Linked DNA regions of Homo sapiens: all the other regions are linked to region 5. The links are chromatin contacts, found by Hi-C or POLR2A ChIA-PET in ENCODE. All regions are on one chromosome and are shown on one strand. Each heading gives the region's core, a stretch centred on a gene start or an enhancer-like site at or near the end of the contact. The rest is flanking DNA. Distances are from core to core; before and after follow the strand shown. Region 1 holds the start of SLC25A17 (solute carrier family 25 member 17). Region 2 holds the start of MRTFA (myocardin related transcription factor A). Region 3 holds the start of CBX7 (chromobox 7). Region 4 overlaps TAB1 (TGF-beta activated kinase 1 (MAP3K7) binding protein 1). Region 5 holds the start of TNRC6B-DT (TNRC6B divergent transcript). Region 6 holds the start of ST13 (ST13 Hsp70 interacting protein).

Region 1 (2,977 bases), core at 141-2,640, 770 kb before region 5:
TGAGTTCTCAAGTTTTACAGCCAACTAGTTTCTATGTTCCCATGCCAAAATAATCTTTTTTTTTTTTTTTTTAGGAGTCTCACTCTGTCCCAGGCTAGAGTGCAGTGGTGCAATCTTGGCTCACTGCAACCTTTGCTTCCTGGGTTCAAGCGATTCTCCTGCCTCAGCCTCCCTAGTAGCTGCAGTTTCAACATTGTAATTTCTACAAGGCGCGTGCCACCATGTCCGGCTAATTTTTTCTATTTTTAATAGAGACAGGGTTTTGCCATATGGGCCAGGCTTGTCTCAAACTTCTGACCTCAAGTGATCTGCCCGCTACGGCCTCCCAAAGTGCTAGGATTACAGGCCTGAGCCGCTGCGCCCAGCCCAAAATCATCTTCGCTTCACTTTTGGTCCTTCACTTTCACGTCATGATTCTATGGCGTGATGGGAATGTTCCTGGAAGCAGTATCTTCTGCAAATTTTGTGAAAACGGCCAGGTTAAACTTTGTTAGACCCCTCTCCCAGGGATTAAGTGTGATGATGGGCATAAAACACTAAGCCTGGCATGTAGTCAGCACTGAGGAGTTATCACGAGGATATTCTAAAAGGAAACATGGTAAAGACAAGTGGTGATGGTGTCTCAGGAAAGAATCCCTGAGTCCCTGAGGAGCATCCTGAAGCAGAATCTCACAGTATGACAGGTTAAAGCTGAATGTGGCTGCTTTAGTTTTGTGTAATTTTGTTAGTCACTTTGCAACATGGAAAAAAATTTTTTTCCTTCAGTATTTTATGAAGTACTACTACATAAATTGGCTTTCGTAATCCTCACAGCAGATGGGGATTGTTGGTACTAGTACATTGTCATTTCACAGAGGAAACCCAAGAGGTTAAATGACTTCCATAGTTGCCAACTAGGGGGAGGCTCCCACTCGCGTCTTGTATTTTGGGCTCCTGATGCTCAACATCTCTTCCCACCACACTCAAGGGTTTTTCTGGAGGAAGAAGTTTCCAAGTCCACAAGTGAGTTTTTTTCCTCTTGGCCAAAATGTGACTTTCAGAATAGAAAAGAGCTCAGGCGCAGAGAAACAGGGAGACTGGAGTCTCATTGAGTTTCCCCATCTTTGTCACCAGAGTAAAAGAAGGCCATTAAGACTTCTGAGATGGAGGAACTGGTCAGGGCCCGGGAACGCCAGAGAACGTCGGAGGAACCGGGAGCCGGGTACCTGGTGTCAGGCCGCCTTGCGCCTTGGAGCCCAGCCCCGCGAACACCTCGCTGTCCCGCCCCGCGCCCACAGGGGCCAATCAGCGTTCAGGGGCGTTCTTAGCCGCCCCCCCCCCCCCGCTTTCCCGCCCCGCGACCCGGAAGTGGTTCTAGGGCAGGCGGGCGGGTTTGAGAGGGCGGGGATTGCGACTCTCACACCCTGAGCTCCGGTGCTCCTTTCCTAACTCCACTGGCTGCGGCATCTGTGGGAAAAGTGTGGCTGGGTCTTCGAGGAGCCGCACCAATGGCTTCCGTGCTGTCCTACGAAAGCCTGGTCCACGCCGTGGCCGGAGCCGTGGTGAGACGGGGTCTTTACGCCCGGGCCGCAACGGGTTATAAGGCTTCTCGGGGGCCAGTCCCGGGATATGCCTGAGGGATGGGTCTGAGAGGGAGGTAGTGTGGGTTGGGGTCCACTGTCATGACTGTGGGGCAGAGAGGAATGGGCCATTGGCGGAAAGTTGTTGGAGGAATTCGGGGTAAGGGCCGAGACTCCGCCACCTCCTGGTCTCCTAGAGACTGCGGGGTAGAGAGCCGTGTTCACACGTGCCCGCTCAGGGTCCGCATCTTTGCCGTGGGAAGTTTAAGGTCAGGCTACCACCGCACACTCACACACTTTGCTTTACTGGCCCGGAGGAGAACGTAGGTGTGAAGCCGTGTTGCTTAGTCACATGCTTCCCTACAGCCTGTCTTCACGCTTGCCGCGGGCAAGTGGCAATACCTAGTAGGATAGCTCTGGGCACCGTTATTGGCAGGAGAAGATAGATCCTTTTTTTTTTTTTTTTTTTTCCGGACAGGGTCTTGCTCTGTTGCCCAAGCTGGAGTGCAGTGGCGCGATCACGACTCACTGCAGCCTCGATCTCCCGGGCTCCAGCGATCCGCCCACCTCAGCTTCCTGAGTAGCTGGGACTGCAGGTGTGAGCCACCACACCCGGCTACATTTTTAAAAAAAATTTTTGGGGTCTGGCAGTGTTGCCCAGGCTGGTCTCGAATTCCTGGCCTCAAACGATCCTCTCGATTTGGCGTCCTAAACTGCTGGCATGAGCCACTGTGCCTGGCTTTTTTTTCTTTCTTTCTAAATCAAGATCTGGGTTCCTGTCTACCACAAGTGTGGTTTGTTATGAGGTATACGCTTGATTCTTGGGCTTCTGGTGTCTAGGTTCCACTTGACACTTCCCCTCTCCCCTCTTTTCCTTAAAACTTTCCACTTTTGGCTTGGGTGACTCCTCTTGTGGTTCTTTTATCTCTTTGACTGCCTTTTCTCATATTCTTCACCAGTTGTTAGCACACACCTTTAGCTGTTAAAATCACTGTGACTTCAGAGGAACATCACTGAATCCTCTGTTTAGCCTCCAGAAACTTCACTGAGAGCTCACCTTCTCTGTAGACTAATCTGGATTTAACCCTAACTCCATCATTTGTTAGCTAGATGCCCTGTAAACCTTACTTTCTTAATCTGTAAAGTGGGGGAAGTGATACCTACCTCACAGAGTTTAGAGAATTAAGTGACACAGCATTTCATGAAAATGCCTAATTCAGGAAGCCTGGTTCATTCAGTTCAGCCAGAAGAGCCTTTCAGCCAGCATGAAGGCTGAGATGGACGCTTGCGTGACTTGCTTTAAGATGGGCATGGAGGCCTGTGTTTCCGGAGTGGAGGGAACAAAGAGGCAAATAGGTTTCAGGGGGCCAAATTGTGTGAGACTTTCACTCTGGCTAGCTGTTGAACTTGCTGATTTA
Region 2 (3,091 bases), core at 142-2,641, 590 kb before region 5:
TTTACCTTGGAATGTAAAGTGAGCCGCCCCTTTTCAGTCTTTGCATCTTCACGCGGGTCCGCCCCAAACCTAGAAGAACGCCCCTGACCACTTCTTCTTCTATCTACTGTTACTCCTTCCTCTGACTCTGGTGACCCCATCCCGGAAGCCTTCCGGAAAGCGCTTCCCCCTTTTCCACCCCATCGAGTTGGGGTTATTTCTCCTTTTCTGGGCTCTCTCCCATTGCTGGGGAGGAAGGCGGATACGAAGGGCCTGCATGACCGCAGCTGTCATCACAGTGGGCCTGGCTTACCTTGTTGCTCTCTCCCCTTTCGCCTTTCTCCTTTCTCCCTGTTGCAGTCATGGACTTCACTCATAATACATATACATATACATATACATATACATATACATATACATATACACATACACATACACATACACATACACATACACATACACATACATATACATGTTTTTAAATCGGGCAGCCACCCGCTCCCCGCCCTCAGCCCGGAATAGGTTCAGAGAGGTGCCCGGGTTCACTTGCGGAGCGTGTGGCCTCTGCGCCTAACGCGCGCCCCTTCACTACACGAATGGGTGCGGGCAAGGGTATAGGATTTTAGAATTCCAAGAGTTGTCGGGGGTCATCCCGTGGAATCCTCTTTTTTGCAGATGCTCTTCCTGGAGCCTTCCGATGCAAGCTCTTGGGCTCACGCAGCCCTTTTCCTCTTCTAAGCCCAGAGCGCTTTCGCTGCTGCTGATCTCCACGGCCTCGGCAGATAGGGAGGGGCAGGCAGGTGTCAGCGTCCTCCCTTTCACCGTTGGGGAAACTGACTCAGAGAAACAAGGCGACGGGCCTCGGCGGGGCGGGACCGTAACGGGAATTCAAGGCTCCAGGCCAGAGCGGAATTTATTGTGTCTCGTTTTGGGAAGCGTGAATGTGAAATGATCGACTTCGGAGCCCCAGGCGGAGACCCTTCAGTCCCCGACAAGAATCGGGATGGGGTCTGGGATTAATGCAGTAATTACTCGCGCCTGGGCATTGACCCCTTGGCAACTTCGCAAGATCCGGCAGGGTCCACCGCCCTTCCCTTCACAGGGTGACCACAGGGCTGCGGCCTCTTTAAGGCCCAGAGCTCCGCCCCCGGCTCGTCGCCAACCCCCTCGCCGCAGCTCAGCCAGTTCCAGACTTTCCTCAGAGATGAGGTCATCTCCCCGTTGCCCATTGGCTGCGCCGTGCCGTCAGTCACAGGAAGTCAGGCCGCCGTTTTCGCCTTCTTCATGCCGCTTCCTTCTCCGCCCGCCCTTTAGTCCGCCGATCACGACCCCGATCAGGCCTCTGATTGGCTAGCGCCGCCGTCACTTCTCCAGCGGACAGTCTTCAGGACGGGAGGCGGGCGTGGTGGGCGGGCCCGCAGCTTCCGTGGCTGAGAGGAGCCGGCGGCGGCAGTGTCTGTGGTGGCCGCGGCGGCGAGAGCGACGGTCCCATCTTTCCCACCCTCTTGGTTGCCGCTGGCCACACGCCCTCCGCTGGCGGCGACTTCTCAGCTCCGTGCGCCCGGGCTGGACAGTGAGCCTCGAGAGGAGACGCGGGCGGCTAGAGCCGGAGTGGGGCGAGCCGCGGAACCCGGCCGGGAGCCGCGCGAGGCGGTGAGTGAGAGTCCGGGTTGGGGACCCCTCCCCCACCGCGGCCTCGCCCCGCCTGGAGCATCCTTTTTCCCCCCCGACCCTGCTGCGCGCGTCCTCGGGGGGTCGGGCGAGGCGGCCCTCGCGTCCCCTGCCCTCTTCTTGCCGGCCTTCTGCCCCTGCCCTCGGGGCCGGAGTCGCAGAGCGGCGGTCACTGTGCCGGGGCTGGGACCCGGGCCGGGCCGGGCGGGCGGGCGCGGTCGTGCACCTGTGCACTGCCTGGCAGGGCTGTGCTGCGCGGGGCGGGGAGGCACGGAGGTCCTCGCCCTCGCTTCTCCCGGGATGTGTTTTGATTGCAGGGACGGGGTGTCGGCCGCTTTCTCTGGGGTCTTGTGCAGACCTTCAGGATCCAAGTGCAGTCCTTGGGATTCCCAGGCAAGGAGGCTCAGCTGGACTTGTTGGTGCCAGTATAGCAAACCTGAATGCTGCCAGGTGTACAGGGCTCTGCAAATCTGAAACTTGATGGCCAAGAACTTTACCTCCTAAGAAAGCGTCTGTCAGGACGCTGATGCAGTCCACCCTCCCCGCTTCGGGTACCTTTGATACTCCATAGTGCCTAGGGCTGGACCTTTTGAGTCGACTCCCAAACCTGCCACTTGCTAGCTGTGTAATCTTGTGCCTTGGTTTCCTCGTCTGAAAAATGAGGATAATAGCACCAATCGCATACGGTTGTTTGTTGTAAGTGTCGAATGAAATAATTCACGTGAAGCGTTTGACACAGTGCTTGGCCCATAGTAAGGGCCCAAGAAATGTTTGCTTTTGGGATGTTGAGAATGCCTGGTTTGCCTGTGTGCCTTTAAGCACTAGCCCAGCTTGGCATTGTCAAGATTTCTCTCTGTTGTCTCCCTGTTATGCAGCATAACGAAAGGGCAGTTGAATGGTTAACTTGCTTGCCAGCCTCTGTTTGGCATGAAGTGTGTGTATATACAGGAATGTGGAATACATCACTTAAATATAATAATGGAATTACCCCATGCTTCGTATGTTTTTACATAGTTTTAAACTCATAAGACGTCTGGAATGTCCCCGAGTTGCAAGTTTTTGAGATCTTTTCAGGGTCCTTTCTACATCAAGCCGAAGCCTGTAACGTTAAGACTTATTGTCAGTAAGAAGTTAGACCTACATGTTTTACTTCAGAAGACCCCCAAAACTCCAAATGTCACTTACGCAGTTTTACTGTTGAAAAGCAGTCATCTCCCGGGGGTGAGGTGGTACAGCCAGCTGGCCCACAGCCCTATGACTGCAGGGTGGGGAACCTTTGGCTGGAAGTTATTAAACTAAGTTTTGCTTAATGTCGTTTGCATTTTTCATAGCGAACCAAAGGGCTTTATGTTACTGTTTCTTATTGAAATGATTTAGAAAGAAGCAATCCATTACTGCGTTCTTTAAAAACACCTGCAAAGAAAAAAATATCTGTAGTTTA
Region 3 (2,791 bases), core at 19-2,518, 890 kb after region 5:
GTTCTGGATACATGTGCCTCATACTGGGTACATAATTCTTGAAATACATTTTCACTGAATATATAATTCTAAGATGATGGTTATTTTCTCTCTGGCTTTGTTGCTCTTGATGAAAAGTCAGGTGTGAATCTATTATTCTCTTTTTCTATGTGCCAGAAAGAGGTGTTGGATTTTATTGTGAGGGAAATAGGGAGGAAAATTTTTAAGCACAGGGTGACCCCGTCAGATCTGCATTTTAGAAGCACACTCTGGCACTGTGTGGCTGAGATCGGAGGGAGGGCAGCTCCGCGAGGTCTCTGCTGTGGTCCAGAGAAAAGACGGGGCGAACCTGGGAGGTGGGTGCGGTGAGGGCAGGCAGACCCGAGTCCCCGAGGGGATGCCGGAGCGACAGAAGTTGGGGTCAGTACAGGAAGGAGCAGGGACGACGCCGGGCTCCCAGTGAGGAATGGAGGCGCGTTAGCGAAAAAGGAAGGGGGGTGGGGAATCAAGAGTTCGTCTCGTGCCACAAATGGTTGAGCCCCCACTAAGCACCTAGCGCCCAGTACACGCGGGTTTGGGGAAGGCTGGGGCAGCGCGGCGGCAAAATCCGTCCCCGGGGGACCTCAGCTCCACCGCGGCCGCTCCTGCCGCGAACGAGGGCCCGGCCCGGGAGCCCTCGAGGCAGCGCCCGCGTCTGACCCGTGCGTCTGGGCACCGACCACCGAGGGTCGGGTGGATGGACAAATGGAAGGGCGGATGGAGGGGTGGGTGGACGGACGTGGAGACACTGGCCAAACTGCGCCGCGGAGAAGGCCGGATTAGGGAGACCTCGGCCCTGCGACGTCCGGACACGGTGGGAAGCCTTTTGGGTCCCGGCTCTCCTGCAACTCGAGGGGCTGCGCCTCGGGCCCAGTCTCCTCCGCTGCGGGAGGTGAGCAAATGGCCTCCCCGCTCTGAGCCTTGACTTTGTCGTCGGCTCCACTGGGCCCTGCCACTTCGGCCCCTGGCAGTCACCGGGAGGCTATGAGGCGCCCGCCTGGGTATTAAGGATCACGTCCCGCCCCGGCGTCACAGCAAGACGGGGCGCGCGAGCCTCCGCCCCGCCCCAGCCGGTGACCGAGCCAAATAAGTCCCACGGCAGCGCTCGCGGCTCGCGGCCCGCGGCCCAATCGCAACCCGCGGGGGCGGGCCCCGGGGGCGGGGTTCCGATGGGGGCGGGGCTCGGGGGCGGAGCTGACCCTCAGGGCGCGAGCCGAGCCCGCGGCCGTTCCGCGCGCTCCCGCCCCGCCCCCTCCTTGCGCGCGCTCGCTCGCTGGCGCCGAGGAAAACGTTGCGCAGGTTCAAAAATGGAACGTCGGCGGCGTGAGGGAGCGCGAGGGGGTGTGCGCGCGTGCGCGTGCGCGTGCGCGCCCGGACGAGGGTGACGGGGACCCCGCCAGCCCCAGCATCGCGCGCCGCAGCCGCGGCCCCGCAGCTCCGCCCCCGGCCCGGCCCGGCCCCGGGCCCGCTCGCCCGCCGCCCCGCATGGAGCTGTCAGCCATCGGCGAGCAGGTGTTCGCCGTGGAGAGCATCCGGAAGAAGCGCGTGCGGAAGGTGAGGCTGCCCGGGGGCGGCTCCCAGGACCCCAGTGGGGTCCCTCCCGTCCCCAGCACCGCTCCCTCCACGCTGGGGCTGAAGGGGAAAGCGGGGCGCGGGGGCCCCGGCAGCCCTGCGCTGCTGGGCCCGTCTCCCCAGCCCGTGCCTCAGTTTCCCTGCCACCGTGTAGGGCGAGTAGAACAAAAGTTGTCGCTCCAGGATGCTAGTGGCGGCCGAGCCTGCCTGAGCTGGAGATTAGGATCGGACGTAGGGATCCTCAGCGCCATCCCACCTCGCTCCCCTTTTATTGTAAATATGGGGAGACTGAGGCCCAAGTTGAAAGGACTTGCCTAGCGCGTTATGGTCAGAGCTGGGTTTTGAACTCGGGACTCTGGACGCTTGGCACCAAATCCTTTCAAGTTGTAAGTGGAGCTTTGGAAAAGTCTCCTCCGGCCTCTGAAGTTTTTCCTGCTGGACTTTGGCCTTTTCCGATCCTGCCCCCTCTACGCCACCCGAGCACATCCCTATTCCCCGCCCCCACCCCCACCTCAACTCCTAGCCCAGGCCAGGGCTCTGAAGCCCGCCCCCTGCGCTGGGGCATCCCCTAGTCTCCTACCCCATCTGCCTTCTTCAAAACATACACCCTGCAATTTAAGGAGGTGTCTGTTCTGCTGGTTTCAGAACCCCACACTTTGGGGCTAGACTTTGTCCGGGCCTGGCGTCTACACCTCCCGTGCACTTGTTTGGCGAGGGGGCTCGCCTAAGGCTGGGGAAATCCTTGGGGAGAAGTTCCTTTCCTGGTACGCACTACTGTCCTTCCTTTGTCTCCTCCTCCCTGCAGCCCTTTGGGAGGCTCCAGGCCGACTGGGAGGGGCCTTAGGGGGTCACCTCCTCCCATTTAACAGAGACAAAAACTGAGGCCCAGGCAGAGGAAGTGACCTGCTCAAGGTCACCGAGCAAGTTAGATAGGGAGGTAGAGCAGGAGCTCAACTGGGCTGATTGGCAGCCCATCTTCTTTCTCCATAGAGAAAACTCAGTCCTGGCATCTCGGGCCAAGGGTGAAGGTCAAGGTGGTCAGGAGCATCTTTTCTTCCTCCAGCTGTGCTTGGGGTTTTACTCTTCTGATTGAGGCAGCTGTTCCTCCTCCTTCTCCTTTTTCCTAGGGTTTTCTCCACTTAAAAGAGAATTGATTTATTCCACAAAGCTCAGTGCTTTTCGTGCTGTGTAGCCTGAAGCA
Region 4 (3,099 bases), core at 292-2,791, 630 kb after region 5:
TCCCTCTTCTTCCCTACCAATTCTCCGGGTCCTTCGGGACTCTTTGGCTCAGGAGTCACCACCTCCAGGAGGTCTTCCTTCAGGATGACCCTACCCAGGACTGGCTGATGGCCCTCTCATGTACCCCAACGGCACCCTGATTCCAGCATCCCTGCCTGTCTGCAATGCCCATTCTACCCCATAGGATCTCAAACCAGGCTGTTCAGCATAATCACTGCAGAGCTTTAAACACGCTCACACAGCGGTCCAGGCCCTGGCCCCATCCCCGGCCTAAACACAATTTCTGAATTTCCCAGATCTCCCTAGGGTACATCCTGAGCATCTGTACTTTTTAAGCCCCAGGAACAACTTTGATGCAAGGCCCAGGTGCAATTCCCTGCCTCTCCCTGAAAGCTTGCCCCAAATCTGGCCTCCCACCTGAAAACTGCGCTTTGTTCACAACGGCACTCCCAGAACCACCATGCAGAACTACAGCAAACTGGAATAACTGGGAGAACCACAGTTCAATTTCAAGGAAAATAAAATTTGTATTGGCTGGGTGCAGTGGCTCACGCCCGTAATCCCAGCACTTTGGGAAGCTGAGGTGGGTGGACCATTTGATGTCAGAAATTTGAGACCGGCCTAGCCAACCTGGTGAAACCCCATCTCTGTCTCTGTTAAAAACACAAAAAAATTAGCCAGGCATGGTGGTGCATGCCTGTAATCCCAGCTACTGGGGAGGCTGAGGCAGGAGAATCGCTTAAACCCAGGAGTCGGAGGTTGCAGCGAGCTGAGATCATGCCACTGCACTCTAGCCTGGGCGACAAGAGTGAGATTCTGTCTCAAAAAAAAAAAAATTGTATTGAAAGCTTTATTGAAATATTAAACAAACACAAGCTAGAGCAACCAGATAAGAGAAAGAAATAGAGGGCATCCAAACTGGCAAGGAAGATGTTAAATGATCCTTGTTTGCAGACGATATAATCTTATATTTGGAAAAACCTAGATTCCACCAAAAAACTATTAGAACTGATTAAACAAATTCAGTAAAGTGGCAGGATATGGGCCGGGCGCGGTGGCTCAAGCCTGTAATCCCAGCACTTTGGGAGGCTGAGGCAGGTGGATCATGAGGTCAGAAGATCGAGACCATCCTGGCTAACATGGTGAAACCCTATCTCTACTAAAAATACAAAAAACTAGCCGGGTGTGGTGGCGGGCGCCTGTAGTCCCAGCTACTCTGGAGGCTGAGGCAGGAGAATGGCATGAACCCGGGAGGCGGAGCTTGCAGTGAGCCGAGATCGTGCAACTGCACTCCAGCCTGGGTGACAGAGCGAGACTCCATCTCAAAAAAAGACTCCATCTCAAAAAAAAAAAAAAAAAAAAAAGTTGCAGGATATGGAATCAACATACAAAAATCAGTAGCATTTCTATATGCCAACAGTGAATCATCTGTAAAAGAAATAAAACACACACAGATACTGTGTGCAACTTCTTAAAAGTTATTGTTAAGTCTTCCAGAAAGGATGTGGAAACCACTTCAACAGGCTTTTGCAATCATATATATAAAAAGCCTGTGGTTAGCTTTTGTGGCAAATTGTAGCTTCTGTTTAGTTATATACTGACAGGAGTGACTTCACTTTTTTTCATATAATTGGTTTTATTCTGCTTTTATCTATTTTGGTGCTTCAGCTCTACATTTTGCACCCTGGAGCAACTTCTGCAGGGTGTGGGAGTTTGTTTTATTTTTACATTAACATGGAGTAAAACTGGCTTCTGGGGCACGCACATCTGTGAATGTTGACACATGTAGAGATGTGTGTAACTACCACCACTCTCAGGATACAGGGCAGCTCCACTCCCAACGCACTCCCTCCCCTAATCCCTGGCAACCTATTTTCCACTGCTATGGCTTTGTCTTTTTAAGAATGTCATATTAAACGCCAGGTGCAGTGGCTCACGCCTGTAATCCCAGCACTTTAGGAGGCCAAGAGGGGCTCATCACTTGAGGCCAGGAATTTGAGACCAGCCTGGCCAATGTGGCGAAACCCTGTCTCTACTGAAAATACAAAAATCAGCCGGGCGTGGTGGCGCACACCTGTAATTCCAGCTACTCAAGAGGCTGAGGCACGAGAATCACCTGAACCTGAGAGGCAGAGGTTGCCATGAGCCGAGATTGCACACCACTGCACTCCAGCCTGGGCGACGGAGTGAGACTCTGTCTCCAAACAAAACAAAACAAAACAAAACAATGTCACACAATGTCACATAAATGAAATGATGCAGTAAACATGACCTCCTGAGACTGGCTTCTTTCACTCAACATTATGTCTCTAAGACTCATCCAAGTTGTTAGCCTGTGTGCATCAACAGTCTCTCTCTCTCTTTCATAGAGTAATATACCATTGTTCGGATGTAGTAAAGTTTGTTTATCCATTCATCCACTGAAGGACATTTGGGCTGTTTCGTTTCTTATAACTATGAAGAAATATGCTATAAACATTCATGTACAGGTTTTTGTATGAATGTAACTTTTCATTTATCCAGGGTAAATACCTAGGAGTGACAGGGCTGGCTCATATGGTAAGTATATGTTTAACTTTATAAGAACCTGCCAAACTGTTTTCCAGAGCAGCTGAACCATTTGCATTTCCAATGTTGAGTTCCGGCTGCTCCACGTCCTTGCCACCATGTGGTATTGTCTTTTTCTGAATTTAGATATTCTAAGAGGTGGGTAGTGGTAGCTCATCGTGACTTTAATCTGCACTTCCTAACGGCTAACGACACTGAGTATCTTTCACGTGTTTATTTGGCACCAACTCATCCTCTTTGGTGAAGTGCAAGTTTTTTGCCTATTTTTAAATTAGGTTATTTTCTTAACTATTGTGTTCTGAGAGTTCTTTTTATTTGTAACTTAGCATTTCACTCAGTAGTGTCTTTTGCAGAGCAAAGGTTTTAGTTTAGATGAAGTCCATTTAATCCATTTTTTCTCTTTCATGGTTCATGCTTTTGGAGTCATGTTTAAGAACTCTCTGTCCAGTCCCAAGTTACAAAGAGCACCTATGTTTTTTTCTAAAAGTTTTATAGTTTTATATTTTACATTTAGATCTGTGATCCATTTTG
Region 5 (3,167 bases), core at 587-3,086:
AAGTGGGCACTACACAGCCCTCCCACTACCTGCCTACAGCAATGCTGCGCGCTGTAGAGACAATGCGCTAAAAGTTCCGCTCTATAAGAGGCATTTACACAACACTACCCAAAACACATCTGTACTTTCGAAGCCAAGATCACTGATGATTCTCCAAATCAAGAGAAACCTTATACTACTGAAATCTCCCACAGCGAAGAGAGAAGTAACCTCTATTAGTAAACTTTCACAAAATGCTAATGTCTATCATTTCTACACACTTTATATATATACTTAACTGTTGGTGGGGGCACTAATGTTTCATTCACTGATTCTTGGCTTGTTTTATTCACTATGAAGAAATATCTTTGACCAATTTTGTATAATTTTGCTTAAATTATAATACAAATGACCAACTTGAAATTCACCATCCTCTCGTTCAATCTCTAGCACTGATGCTAAAAAGTAATAAAACAGCCAAAACACATGAGAAAGCACGAACTTAAAGTCCCAGGCTGGTAACCTGAATTCCAAAGAATTCAGAATAAGCTGGTCCTTAAGGCGCTTGACTAGAGGTGACCGTTACTGGACGTCTTTAACCACTACAGCGTGTCTCGCTGGATCGGATGTCCAGCCTCTACAGCCGAATAAACCGGTAGTCTGGAACTGAAGGGCACCGGACCACGGGAAGGTGTAAAAACACTCTCCGTGCCCCTCGTTTCCTTGTCCAGAGTCTGAGCCGCCTCCCCAAGTGGCCGCACACGCAGGGCCCTGGCGAGGGGTGTGGAACGCATTCACCTTGTCACGCAGGTCCTGCACACAGGCCGGGACGCTGCGCAGGGACCCGAGGATCCGAGGCCTGACGCCTCCCTCTGCCACCGCCAGCCAGGGGCGGACGCGCCTCCGCGGGCCGGGAAGGTGTCCCCGCGCCGAGGCCCCCCGGAGACGGGAAGCGAACTCGACGGCCGGGCCAGCCCACCCGGAAGCCCTCCCCCAGCTCACACCTGCTGGCGCGTGACGCCCGGAGCCGCGCGCGCGCCCGCCAGTGCCTGCCCGGCCGTTCGGGGCGCCCCGGCCCGCGCGCCGGACGTCGCCCCGAGTCCCTCCCCGCCCCTCGACTCAAATCTCGGCGGCGCCCGCTCCCGCGGAGCGCGCGCTCAGCGCCGCCGGCCGCACCAGCCCCGCGCGCGCTCACGCCCCCTCCCCGGCCCGCTCCCCGCCCCACGCGCGCTCCCTCGCGAGGACACGCACACGCCGCGCCTCCGCTCACCGCCCCGGGCCGCGCCGCGCGCCCCCGGGGGCGCCCTCGCCGACCCCCGGCCGCCCCGCTCCGTCCCGGCGGGGCGCGGGGGAGGGGAAGGACGGCGCGGCCGCCGCACCTCACTCACCGCCGAGCCGTGCCGGCTCCGAGTGCGCGGCGTTTCGCTGTGAGGCGAGGCGCGCAGTCTCCGCTTCTCCGCAGACTATGGAGGCGACGTCGTAGGGGGGACTGAGGGGCGCAGGGGTCACTCCCTCCCGTTTCGCCTTGCAGCAGCACGGGGACCCCAAAAACTAAAAACAAAATAAACAAACTTTCCCCTCCGCATCCCTCCCCCAAAACCACAACACAAACACTCGGGGGCCCGCCCAGAGCCCCACTCCATTGGCCGCAGGGAGGATGCTTCCGGCTCTCACTGGCTGGCTTTTGTGCCCGTCAAGCTGTCGTTCCGCCCCTCCAATTCCTCGTTGCTGCCTTCGCCCCTCATTGGTTAAGTGCTTCCCGTTTAACGAGCTAGGATTGGCTGAGCTGCCTGAGCCAATCATGTGGGGACACACCCCCTCAGCATCCCAGAGGCCGCTTCCTCGGTCGAGGACCCAGAGAGACTCAGGGGAAATTAGAGCATGATGGCGGCCGAGGTCGCTTGGCGCAACCATCGTCTTTTTTCTTTATTTTTAGCTCATTAGTGCCTTGCCTCGGCGCTGTTTCCCTAAGCTCCTCTCTCCAACCAGTACTGCCCTATAACGGAATCCATACGTGCCGGCTCCTTGATTTATCCCCTCCGAAGTGCTGAGTGTGGGCTGGTTGTGCGTCATTGGACTGTCAGGATGTCACTCCCCAGTCAAATCTTCAAGCTATTGGTGGAACAGCAAGAAAGCCCGTCCATCAACAAGGGCTAATACCATTGGTTTGACTCCACTGTGTTATTTCCTGGCACCTTATTGGGCAAATAGGTGCGTCAGATCCGGATTCGCTCTGCTACGGTTAATTGTTTACTGGGGATTTGGGGTCAACTCTGGTTGTTTGGCCAGTAGTTGACGATAATAGTGACTCCCTTGCCTATTTTGTGCCAAGTATTGGGCTGCTTTCTTCACAAACATTATCTGGTTAAACCTGGGAGTAATGCAGTATCCAGTTTTTATAGATGGGAAATTAAGGCTGGCGAGAGCTTAGAAAACTTGCCCAAGGTCATCCAGATACAGAGTCGTTGGTGGGCCTGGCATCTGGTCCTGGGTCAAACTGCAGAGACTTCACTCTTTTTATTATGCTTTAGTGCCTCCACCTTAGACGATGTACTTGTCAGCCAACCTAGCATCTTAAAAACGTTTCATTTGGAACTCAAAGTCTTCAGTCAGTTTCTAGAAGTGACTTTGTTGGGGACTTACTATGGAAAGGTTGTCATTGCCTCCACCACATCTTCCTCCCCAGGACCCATTCCTCTCCCCTTTAAGGTAGACATTTCTGCCTCCTTTTATGCGAAGCCTAGGCACCACTCGCAACCCCTGACCAACCATCTACAACTCATTCTTTGGAGAGAGTCCTCAAGAGCTGGAAAACTAGGAGAAATCAAGTCTAAAGAGAGAGACAGAATAAATCGTCTTAGAAATGAATAATTTATTGCATGCAAAGAGAACAGCCCTTCAGCTCCTGGAAATCTTCCAGGATAGTTGATGCTGAGCAAGACGTGTGCTCCTGGCTGGTGGCCACTGGGTTCTTTCCCTATAGCAGCATTCATCGAAGTGAATCCAACATTTCAGCCAGAGGAGGGCAGGACGCTTAGGACCCATTGCCAGTGAGCTTTTGCGACCGAAATGATCTCCAGGAGCACAACGCTGGACTCTAGCCCACATTCCATCTTGGGTAATTAACATTTTACCGTCCCAAATCCCCATCCCCTGTAGCTTCAGTGGGATCACCGCCCTTGTTTCAC
Region 6 (2,965 bases), core at 446-2,945, 810 kb before region 5:
GGAGTTCGAGATCAGCTTGGCCAACGTGGCAAAACCTGGTTTCTACTACAATTACAAAAATTAGCCAGGCGTGGTGGCACACGCCTATAATCCCAGCTACCTCGGGAGGCTGAGGCACGAGAATTGCTTGAACTCAGGAGGCAGAGGTTGCAAATGAGCAGAGATTGCCACTGCACTCCAGTCTGAGCAACAGAATGAGAGCCTGTCTCAAAAAAAGACTGAAAAATTGCACATCTTTCTTTTCACCTAATCCCACGGAGAGTTGTCTTTCTGCAGCTTTACTATGAGAACTGAAGAACAAGTTCTGTGCACTGGACAATAACTTTTTATTTTTTATAGTAAGAAGTCGATGTAATTAACATTCCATTTTAAATGAATTCAAGTATATCAACATAAACATATGCCAAGACATAGCTTTGATGTCAAATACCATACGTTCTGGTTCACACATTGTTCATATATTGACCCAAAAAACTGAAATACGATCCAATGGCAGATCCGCCTGCAAGGAAGGTGATTCAGTTTTCACTGATTAAGCTTTATGTTCATCAGATTAATTGCTCGCAATAGAGGACACCCTACAAAAAATTATTCTCCTTATCCTTCGTCTTGTCTTTGCAAACAGGACTTTCAGACACAGAACGCCCCAGAAGTATTTCGAAACAGTTACCTCTCCTAAGAGGAGCTGCTGAAAGAATTTGTTACTAAACATGCTTCGTGTATATTCTGGAGCAAGCTCTCACGCCTAACAGAAACAAGAGCTACTTGATGTGAGACACTTTGTCACTTAAGTGTGATAATTGCCACAACTTCGGAGTCCGAGTAACTTGGAAGACAGCCCCTCTGGGGGATGGCACACTTTTCTCTCTGCAGTCATTTCGGCTTCACAAAATACCTCAACGGTAGAGAACACACTGGGCCCACCCCTTTCCAGGAGCAGCCGGTATAGAAGAAATCCGCGGAGCACAGAGGGTTGGGGAGCGGAGGCCCCACCAGGAGAAGGGTCAGCCGAACCAGGGATCGCCTGAGACCAACTTGGGTCCCTCCAGGGGACACCATGGGAGGAGACCGTGGGAGAAGAGTCTAACCTGAGAGGCCGCGGACGTTTGCTACAGCGGGAACCAGCTTGGGGGCTGAGAGCAGCCAAGGCATTACGGCCTAACTCACGCGTCGGGAAGAGAAAGAGGGTAACGACGGGGAACGCAACCGCCTGCAGGGCCGCGTCGCCAGGAAACCGGGCCAGCCGCACCTCCCCTTCCGGCGGAGGCGGCTCGCGGGCCTTCCTTGCGCGGCGGCGCAGGTTGTGACGTCATGCCCCGAGCTGGGACCGACCCTCCGGCTCCACGCCCTTTTTTTTTTTTTTTTTTAGGTCCCGGGCGTTGAGCTCTACTCAGTGCACGCAGCCACACAATATGCTCTTGGACGTCGCCCCCTGGAGGGGATGTTATCTCCCGCCTCCTTGAAGTCGCCCATTTCTGGGGTTGCCCCATCCAGGGAGCTGGTTCCTAGTTAAGAATATGAGAATGTATGCGCAGGGAGGCAGGCAACAGCACGAACAGCCACGCTTCTAGAAGATTCTAGGGAGCGCGCAGGAGCAGCGCAGAGGGAGTAGGAATGAGCAGGCGGAGGACCCGAGGTCACGAGACCGTTGGGTGGGAGGAGCCAGCGGCCGGGGAGGTTCTAGTCTGTTCTGTCTTGCGGCAGCCGCCCCCTTCTGCGCGGTCACGCCGAGCCAGCGCCTGGGCCTGGAACCGGGCCGTAGCCCCCCCAGTTTCGCCCACCACCTCCCTACCATGGACCCCCGCAAAGTGAACGAGCTTCGGGCCTTTGTGAAAATGTGTAAGCAGGATCCGAGCGTTCTGCACACCGAGGAAATGCGCTTCCTGAGGGAGTGGGTGGAGAGGTGAGACCCAGGCCTGAGGACCGTTGGGGGCGGGGGAAGCACGGCCCCAGGGGGGAGCCAGGCTGGACCTGGCTCGGTCCGGCGGGCGAGGCGGGGTCGCTGCCCCTTCTTTGCCCGGGAAAGGGAGGCAACTTCGAGGGGTCATGGAAGATCGCGAGCCTTGGGTAGTACAGGAGCCGCGGGGAGCAGGAGGCAGAGCTGGGTTCCTCGCACCCTGAGGTTGCCCAGGGGTGTATCTTGGGCGAAATACAAAAACAGGACTGCGGATGCGTGGACACTGGAGACGCGAGGAGTGAAAACTGCAAGACTTAGATTTTGCGTGGGGTTGTTTTTCTTTCAGTCTTGTGTGCCCTGCTCAGGTCTCATTGGTACATAGCAGTTCCTTTACGCACTATTCCTTTACGTCGTGTTATAATAATATAACACTAGTAAGTTAAAAGTTACAAAACTAGTAAGAATAAAAATGATAACTGTAAAAATGATTGTTTTTACCTTACAGCGTTTGTAGCTGCGTAGGATTAATTATCTTGAGAATCACTTATTATACCTCCGTTACTTGGCAGTGTTATCACTCCAAACACGTCTGAGAAAAATAATTTCTTAAGGCCTGGCATGTTTCCAGGATATAATCTTGTTGTCTTTAACTGTAGAGTACTTCGCTACGTGCAAGGAGTTAATTGACAAGGCATTGTGCCTGGTGCTAGGAAACAGTATAAGTACTGTCTATTTAGACGAATAAATAGAAAAGTTCGTTTTGATATTTACTATATAATAGTAATTAGCATTTTATGTGTTGAAGGAGCACCGAAGAGAAAAAGTGACAGGGAAGTCTTCCCTAAGATGACTTTTTAAAAAATTATTACTAATGGGGAACTGAAAAGATGACATACAAATTGCACTAAACAGGGATAAATAGCAACTATGCAGACCATTGCGACTCCTAAGAGGTGCTGCTGTGAACGTTATGTGTTTAGTGACTTTTGTCTTTTAGAGACAGGGTTTGGCTGTATTGTCCAGGCCGCATACAGTGGCGGGATCACTGCAGCCTCCAATTCCTGGGCA

Evidence for each region. Hi-C counts contacts between places; a loop is a spot of excess contacts on that map. ChIA-PET counts read pairs that join two places held with the same protein, here RNA polymerase II (POLR2A). Pooled maps may share reads with other maps.
Region 1: a pooled map shows a loop between it and region 5 (15-fold over the local background). The contact joins the promoter of SLC25A17 here to the promoter of TNRC6B-DT in region 5. A Hi-C loop is called at or near these places in 4 of 37 single-sample maps with no recorded cell type and 12 of 50 pooled maps.
Region 2: a map of CD8-positive, alpha-beta T cell shows a loop between it and region 5 (20-fold over the local background). The contact joins the promoter of MRTFA here to the promoter of TNRC6B-DT in region 5. A Hi-C loop is called at or near these places in 5 of 168 maps with a recorded cell type or tissue (CD4-positive, alpha-beta memory T cell, CD8-positive, alpha-beta T cell, cardiac septum and 2 more), 14 of 37 single-sample maps with no recorded cell type and 19 of 50 pooled maps. POLR2A ChIA-PET finds 5 or more read pairs at or near these places in 6 of 52 experiments (B cell, CD4-positive, alpha-beta T cell, GM12878 and 3 more).
Region 3: a map of B cell shows a loop between it and region 5 (37-fold over the local background). The contact joins the promoter of CBX7 here to the promoter of TNRC6B-DT in region 5. A Hi-C loop is called at or near these places in 10 of 168 maps with a recorded cell type or tissue (B cell, CD4-positive, alpha-beta T cell, CD8-positive, alpha-beta T cell and 5 more), 5 of 37 single-sample maps with no recorded cell type and 22 of 50 pooled maps. POLR2A ChIA-PET finds 5 or more read pairs at or near these places in 7 of 52 experiments (CD4-positive, alpha-beta T cell, CD4-positive, alpha-beta memory T cell, GM12878 and 4 more).
Region 4: a pooled map shows a loop between it and region 5 (3-fold over the local background). The contact joins the enhancer-like site here to the promoter of TNRC6B-DT in region 5. A Hi-C loop is called at or near these places in 1 of 168 maps with a recorded cell type or tissue (CD4-positive, alpha-beta T cell), 1 of 37 single-sample maps with no recorded cell type and 4 of 50 pooled maps. POLR2A ChIA-PET finds 5 or more read pairs at or near these places in 6 of 52 experiments (B cell, BJ, CD4-positive, alpha-beta T cell and 3 more).
Region 6: a map of naive thymus-derived CD4-positive, alpha-beta T cell shows a loop between it and region 5 (8-fold over the local background). The contact joins the promoter of ST13 here to the promoter of TNRC6B-DT in region 5. A Hi-C loop is called at or near these places in 1 of 168 maps with a recorded cell type or tissue (naive thymus-derived CD4-positive, alpha-beta T cell), 1 of 37 single-sample maps with no recorded cell type and 11 of 50 pooled maps. POLR2A ChIA-PET finds 5 or more read pairs at or near these places in 9 of 52 experiments (AG04449, CD4-positive, alpha-beta T cell, CD4-positive, alpha-beta memory T cell and 6 more).

Annotation. Positions count from the first base shown.
Region 1 is chr22:40,817,759-40,820,735 of GRCh38, reverse strand. SLC25A17 (solute carrier family 25 member 17) reads left to right here and starts at 1,390. Exons shown (of 9, transcript NM_006358.4): 1 at 1,390-1,541. The coding sequence starts at 1,488.
Region 2 is chr22:40,635,019-40,638,109 of GRCh38, reverse strand. It overlaps MRTFA (myocardin related transcription factor A), which reads left to right and starts at 1,391. Exons shown (of 15, transcript NM_020831.6): 1 at 1,391-1,632. RefSeq lists enhancers at 1-317, 1,057-1,366 and a silencer at 1,627-1,936.
Region 3 is chr22:39,151,157-39,153,947 of GRCh38, reverse strand. CBX7 (chromobox 7) reads left to right here and starts at 1,268. Exons shown (of 6, transcript NM_175709.5): 1 at 1,268-1,572. The coding sequence starts at 1,504. RefSeq lists silencers at 962-1,531, 1,602-1,651 and an enhancer at 1,109-1,690.
Region 4 is chr22:39,411,158-39,414,256 of GRCh38, reverse strand. The region is part of intron 1 of TAB1 (TGF-beta activated kinase 1 (MAP3K7) binding protein 1); the gene reads right to left. Among named protein-coding and RNA genes, the nearest start is that of TAB1, 13 kb to the right of the region's middle. Within about 2 kb of position 1,541, at least 3 of the 41 ENCODE cell types and tissues checked have a DNase peak (open chromatin) inside an H3K27ac peak, as active enhancers do.
Region 5 is chr22:40,043,199-40,046,365 of GRCh38, reverse strand. TNRC6B-DT (TNRC6B divergent transcript) reads left to right here and starts at 1,836. Exons shown (of 1, transcript NR_163486.1): 1 at 1,836-3,167. FAM83F (family with sequence similarity 83 member F) reads right to left here. Exons shown (of 5, transcript NM_138435.4): 5 at 2,832-3,167. It also overlaps a transcript of TNRC6B not described here. RefSeq lists silencers at 783-852, 863-1,082 and enhancers at 1,383-1,502, 1,813-2,112, 2,194-2,841.
Region 6 is chr22:40,855,369-40,858,333 of GRCh38, reverse strand. It overlaps ST13 (ST13 Hsp70 interacting protein), which reads left to right and starts at 1,695. Exons shown (of 12, transcript NM_003932.5): 1 at 1,695-1,903. The coding sequence starts at 1,794. XPNPEP3 (X-prolyl aminopeptidase 3) reads right to left here and starts at 1,186. Exons shown (of 10, transcript NM_022098.4): 1 at 1,089-1,186. The coding sequence starts at 1,152. RefSeq lists enhancers at 881-1,340, 1,351-1,570, 1,198-1,967.